Linked DNA regions of Homo sapiens: region 2 is linked to region 1. The links are chromatin loops, found by intact Hi-C in ENCODE. Cell type or tissue: mammary epithelial cell. All regions are shown on one strand. Each heading gives the region's core, and the rest is flanking DNA. Links, peaks and the distances in the headings are about the cores only. Region 1 has its middle 5.1 kb from the start of IFNLR1. Region 2 overlaps IL22RA1 (interleukin 22 receptor subunit alpha 1).

Region 1 (2,890 bases), core at 270-2,769:
CGTGAGGGCTGGAACTGAGGTCTCCTGGTTCCCAGGCTGGTGCTCTTACACCAGGAAACTGGCTGTCATCTGTGCACCATCTACAAGAAGGATCTTGAGACTTAACATCTGTAAAGGCTGGCATGGGGAGAAGGGCTTTGTTTTCTTCTGTGAGGCCCCAAAAGGAAGAATTAGATGACTAGGGTAAATTACAAGGAGGTAGGTCAAAGTAAGGGCGATGTTCCTAACTAGAACTGTTCACAAACAGAATTGGCAGCCCCAAAAGATAGCAGGATCTCGTCCCCCAATGAGTCCAAGCAGCAGCATCCAGCTGGTCTCTCCAGGATGTTGAAGAGGGTAGACTTTCAGGGTAGGAAGTTGGTGGGGATGATCTCTAAGGACTCCTCCTCTGCAACCCAGCAGTGGGTGTATGCCGTTTGCCTCTGCAGCCTCCATTCCTCTGAGGAACCAATCTTCCTCCAGTTCCTATAGTTGGAGGAGCTGTCAATCAGAATACTCCCTTACCCCTCTCCCCCGGGATGGGCATTCTACCCAGAGAGGCCAATGACAGTAGCCCATTCTTCTGACCACATCGATTGGCTCAGGAAATGGCATGTGACCCAAGCCAGGCCAATCAGAATCTGTTTCCACTAGAGCCGTCCCAGAGCCACATCCATCCTTGAACTTCTCAATCTGGGGAACTTGCAGAATTCCTTTTGCACTTATGTCAGTTTAGAGTTTGTGTTCTTGCAGCTGGTAAAGTCTTAAATTCCACTCCCACATACAAATGATCTCCTTGTTCTTGTACTGGGCCCTGCCTGCCTCCAGCATTACATTAAAACAACAGCAAGAAGAATAATAGTCAAAACAACAATGGTTTAAAATCTTTAGTTTCTTGGGGGGGGAAAATGCCAAAAGAAATTTCAGTCCTGACACAGAGCCAAAAATTTGGAAATCCATTTTCTCCACCTCTCTTTCCATACATCTCATATTCACACTCACATTCAGCTCTTAGAGCAGCTGGTCCCTGCACTTGCTCCTTTTCTCTCCACATGTCCCCCAAAACTGACTTTTAAAACCCAGCCCCAATTGGCTTTTACATTTTGCCTCCTCTCCTGCCTTTTCCCAGTCCTATGGGACACTTTGCCAGCCTGCGCATAATTATCTTAGTAGACAGGAGAGGGAGAGGCTGTGAACTCCCTCTCTCTCTCTCTCTCCCTCTTTCTCTCTCTCTCTCTCTCACACACACACACACACACACAGAGTAATGTGGTTTTGTTTCCCCTGTTGCACATTATTATTATTATTTTATTTTATTTTATTATTTTGAGACAGAGTTTTGCTGTCATTGCCCAGGCTGCAGTCCAGTGGCATGATCTTGGCTCACTGCAACCTCCACCTCCCAGGTTCAAGCGATTCTCCTGCCTCAGCCTCCCGAGTAGCTGGGATTACAGGCACATGCCACCACGCCCAGCTAATTTTTGTATTTTTAGTAAAGATGGGGTTTCACCACGTTGGCCAGTCTGGTCTTGAACTTCTGACCTTAGGAGATCCACCCACCTCAGCCTCCCAAACTGTTGGGATTACAGGCGTAAGCCACCGTGCCCAGCCACATTATTTTTTAAACATTATTCTTGGGGACAACAGAAGACTGTAAAATCCCAGCTATGGAGGGGAGCATGACAGTGGAGTTATACTTTCGAAAGAAACACTGAGGTCTTCTAACTATGAGTCATATGCCAAGTTCAAGTCAGTAAACACTTAGTGAGTGGCTAAGGCGTGGCAGATAAGAACCAGGAGAGGGGCTGAGTTGTTTAGGGCATATGAAATTGTGTTTGACTGAGCCCCATTCAGCAAAGGTTTGCTTACTCACAGTTCATTGAGCACCTACTATGTGCCAGGCCCTGAGCGAGTCATTAGAGTTGTATCCAAGAAGTAAGATATTCAGTGCACAAAAATGATGATATTGTGATTAATTCATATCAAAGAGACTGCTATGGTTTGAATGTGGCCTTCAAAATTCATGTGCTGGAAACTCAATCCCCAATGCGACAGTGTTGGGAAGTAGGGCCTGATGGAAGGTGTGTAGGTCGTGAGGGCTCTGCCATCATCAATGGATTAATGAGTCCATAAAAAGGGCTTGTGAGAATGGGTTCTCTCTCTCTCTCTCTCTCTCTCCTCTTCTGTCATGTGAGGACACGGTGTCCTCCCCTTCAGACGACAAAACATTCAGGGTGCCATCTTGGAAGCAGAGAGACTGGGTCATAACCTGAAGGCATCTTGAACTTGAACTTCCCAGCCTCCAGAGCTGTGAGAAATAAATTTCTGTTCTTTGTAAATAACTCACTCTGTGGTATTTTGTTACAGCAGCGCAAAATGGGCTAAGTCAGAGACATACATGGGGATTGGGAGCAAATCAAAGACAGTGGTTAAGAAAGCCTCCCTGAGGAAGTGGCATGTGAGCTGAGACTGAATCAAGAATAGGGGCCTGTTGGAAGACTAGCGGAAGATAAGCCTGGGAAGGAAATTCCCACCACAGGGACCAGTGTTTGAAAAGGCCAGGGGGCAAGAGAAAGAAGGGAACTGGAAGCCTCTGTGGCCGGAACACAGAGAACTAGTGGGGAACTTCAAAAGGTGGATGGAGGCCACATTGTGAAAACCTTCAACAGCTGCATAAGAGATTTTGAGCCTCAAGTCATGGACCAGAGACTTTTAACATGAGCCCCATAGGCCCTTAGGGGTTGGGATGTGGTTTGTTCTAAACATAGAAAAGCTCAGCTGTGGTGCCACAGATGTTGGGTCCTCCAACAGTGAGGGAAATTGGCTTCGTCCACCCAGTGGTGTGCTGGAGCTGGCTCCTACAGGCTCAGGAGCCAATTGTGCACATTTCTTCTGTTTTGTTTTTTTTTTG
Region 2 (2,876 bases), core at 1-2,500, 72 kb after region 1:
TCCCCACTGTCCTATGCCCCAAACGCTGCCCCTGAGGTCGGGCCCCCATCCTATGCACCTCAGGTGACCCCCGAAGCTCAATTCCCATTCTACGCCCCACAGGCCATCTCTAAGGTCCAGCCTTCCTCCTATGCCCCTCAAGCCACTCCGGACAGCTGGCCTCCCTCCTATGGGGTATGCATGGAAGGTTCTGGCAAAGACTCCCCCACTGGGACACTTTCTAGTCCTAAACACCTTAGGCCTAAAGGTCAGCTTCAGAAAGAGCCACCAGCTGGAAGCTGCATGTTAGGTGGCCTTTCTCTGCAGGAGGTGACCTCCTTGGCTATGGAGGAATCCCAAGAAGCAAAATCATTGCACCAGCCCCTGGGGATTTGCACAGACAGAACATCTGACCCAAATGTGCTACACAGTGGGGAGGAAGGGACACCACAGTACCTAAAGGGCCAGCTCCCCCTCCTCTCCTCAGTCCAGATCGAGGGCCACCCCATGTCCCTCCCTTTGCAACCTCCTTCCCGTCCATGTTCCCCCTCGGACCAAGGTCCAAGTCCCTGGGGCCTGCTGGAGTCCCTTGTGTGTCCCAAGGATGAAGCCAAGAGCCCAGCCCCTGAGACCTCAGACCTGGAGCAGCCCACAGAACTGGATTCTCTTTTCAGAGGCCTGGCCCTGACTGTGCAGTGGGAGTCCTGAGGGGAATGGGAAAGGCTTGGTGCTTCCTCCCTGTCCCTACCCAGTGTCACATCCTTGGCTGTCAATCCCATGCCTGCCCACGCCACACACTCTGCGATCTGGCCTCAGACGGGTGCCCTTGAGAGAAGCAGAGGGAGTGGCATGCAGGGCCCCTGCCATGGGTGCGCTCCTCACCGGAGCAAAGCAGCATGATAAGGACTGCAGCGGGGGAGCTCTGGGGAGCAGCTTGTGTAGACAAGCGCGTGCTCGCTGAGCCCTGCAAGGCAGAAATGACAGTGCAAGGAGGAAATGCAGGGAAACTCCCGAGGTCCAGAGCCCCACCTCCTAACACCATGGATTCAAAGTGCTCAGGGAATTTGCCTCTCCTTGCCCCATTCCTGGCCAGTTTCACAATCTAGCTCGACAGAGCATGAGGCCCCTGCCTCTTCTGTCATTGTTCAAAGGTGGGAAGAGAGCCTGGAAAAGAACCAGGCCTGGAAAAGAACCAGAAGGAGGCTGGGCAGAACCAGAACAACCTGCACTTCTGCCAAGGCCAGGGCCAGCAGGACGGCAGGACTCTAGGGAGGGGTGTGGCCTGCAGCTCATTCCCAGCCAGGGCAACTGCCTGACGTTGCACGATTTCAGCTTCATTCCTCTGATAGAACAAAGCGAAATGCAGGTCCACCAGGGAGGGAGACACACAAGCCTTTTCTGCAGGCAGGAGTTTCAGACCCTATCCTGAGAATGGGGTTTGAAAGGAAGGTGAGGGCTGTGGCCCCTGGACGGGTACAATAACACACTGTACTGATGTCACAACTTTGCAAGCTCTGCCTTGGGTTCAGCCCATCTGGGCTCAAATTCCAGCCTCACCACTCACAAGCTGTGTGACTTCAAACAAATGAAATCAGTGCCCAGAACCTCGGTTTCCTCATCTGTAATGTGGGGATCATAACACCTACCTCATGGAGTTGTGGTGAAGATGAAATGAAGTCATGTCTTTAAAGTGCTTAATAGTGCCTGGTACATGGGCAGTGCCCAATAAACGGTAGCTATTTCCTGTTGTGATTTTTTTTTTAAACTACGTTACACAAGGAGTGACCCCCTCCCCCAATTCGGATTGGCTTCAGACACACCTGGCATTTTCTCATGGGCTTAAATGACCTGGATTTCCTCAGGACAGGCAAAGCCAGAGGGGTCTGGGGTGGGAAAGAGGAGGGACTGCAGGGCCTTCTAGAGACAAGAGTTCAGAGACAAATGATGTGGAACCTTCTCCCTGAGATCGTAGGCAGAAGCCATTGTGGGTGGCAGTGGTAATCTCAGACGGCCTCTGTCCATCCAGCCTCCCTGATCCCCCACAGAGGCAGTGTTGCACACTCTGTGCTCTCAGACTGCTGCCATACCCTCCGTATCACTGCATCTCAGACGACCCCTACCATGAGGAAGCCAAAGTCCAGAGGGAGAGGGGACCTACCCGAGATCCCACTATTGAGGCTGTGACAGAGTTGGAGTGCAAACCTAGGGCTTTTTGTCCTCATCGAGAGAGGAAGCTTTCCACACCTGCTTGGATTCTTGGAGGATGAGACTAGTGGAGGCTAAGGAGGGGAGGCCTCCTAATGGGGTCCCCAAGAGAAAAGTGCTCCTGGTCACCTTGCTCCAAAGTCTTTTTGTTTGTTTGTTTTGTTTTTCCTTTTGGAGAAAGGGTCTCACCCTGTGGCCTAGGCTGGAGTGCAGTGGCATGAACACAGTTTACTGCAGCCTTGACCTCCTGGACTCAAGTGATCCTCCTACTTCAGCCTCCCGAGTAGCTGGGACTACAGGTGCATGCCACCATGCCCAGATAATTTTTGGTATTTTTGGTAGAGATGGGGTTTCGCCATGTTGCCCAGGCTGGTCTTGAACTCATGGGCTCAAGTGATTGTCTTGCCTCAGCCTCCCAAGTAGTTGGAATTACAGGCGTGAGCCACCACACCTGCCCTCCAAAGCCTTTTCTGAACATTTCTGAGAAAGAGGATGGAACACCAGTCACCTCAGAGGGACCCTTCCCAGAGTGGACAGTGTCCTTCTCTTCCCAGGTACATCTCCTCTTCTCTTCCCCACCCCTCCCCTTTCCTGGGACACAGTGACAGGTGGTGGTGTTCTTATCTGATGGTAATTAATGTTTAACATCTCCTCGGTGTCACTGGTTTAGACCCAACACCTCCGTGCAGAGG

The links. Peaks named below come from ENCODE experiments on the same cell type or tissue, not always from the same donor. Only the 100,000 strongest peaks of a DNase experiment are listed, where the experiment ranks them.
Region 2: a loop joins it to region 1, with 6 times the contacts of the local background. A loop is called at or near these places in 2 of 110 quality-filtered maps.

What each region holds. Positions count from the first base shown.
Region 1 is chr1:24,190,935-24,193,824 of GRCh38, reverse strand. No RefSeq gene overlaps it. Among named protein-coding and RNA genes, the nearest start is that of IFNLR1, 5.1 kb to the right of the region's middle. RefSeq lists an enhancer at 2,328-2,417. In mammary epithelial cell, for the core only: no CTCF peak of the experiment used is centred there; a DNase peak (open chromatin) is centred at 1,744; H3K27ac peaks cover 1,547 bases.
Region 2 is chr1:24,118,616-24,121,491 of GRCh38, reverse strand. It overlaps IL22RA1 (interleukin 22 receptor subunit alpha 1), which reads left to right. Exons shown (of 7, transcript NM_021258.4): 7 at 1-1,721. The coding sequence ends at 687. Among named protein-coding and RNA genes, the nearest start is that of MYOM3, 7.9 kb to the right of the region's middle. RefSeq lists a silencer at 759-1,053. In mammary epithelial cell, for the core only: no CTCF peak of the experiment used is centred there; a DNase peak (open chromatin) is centred at 1,001.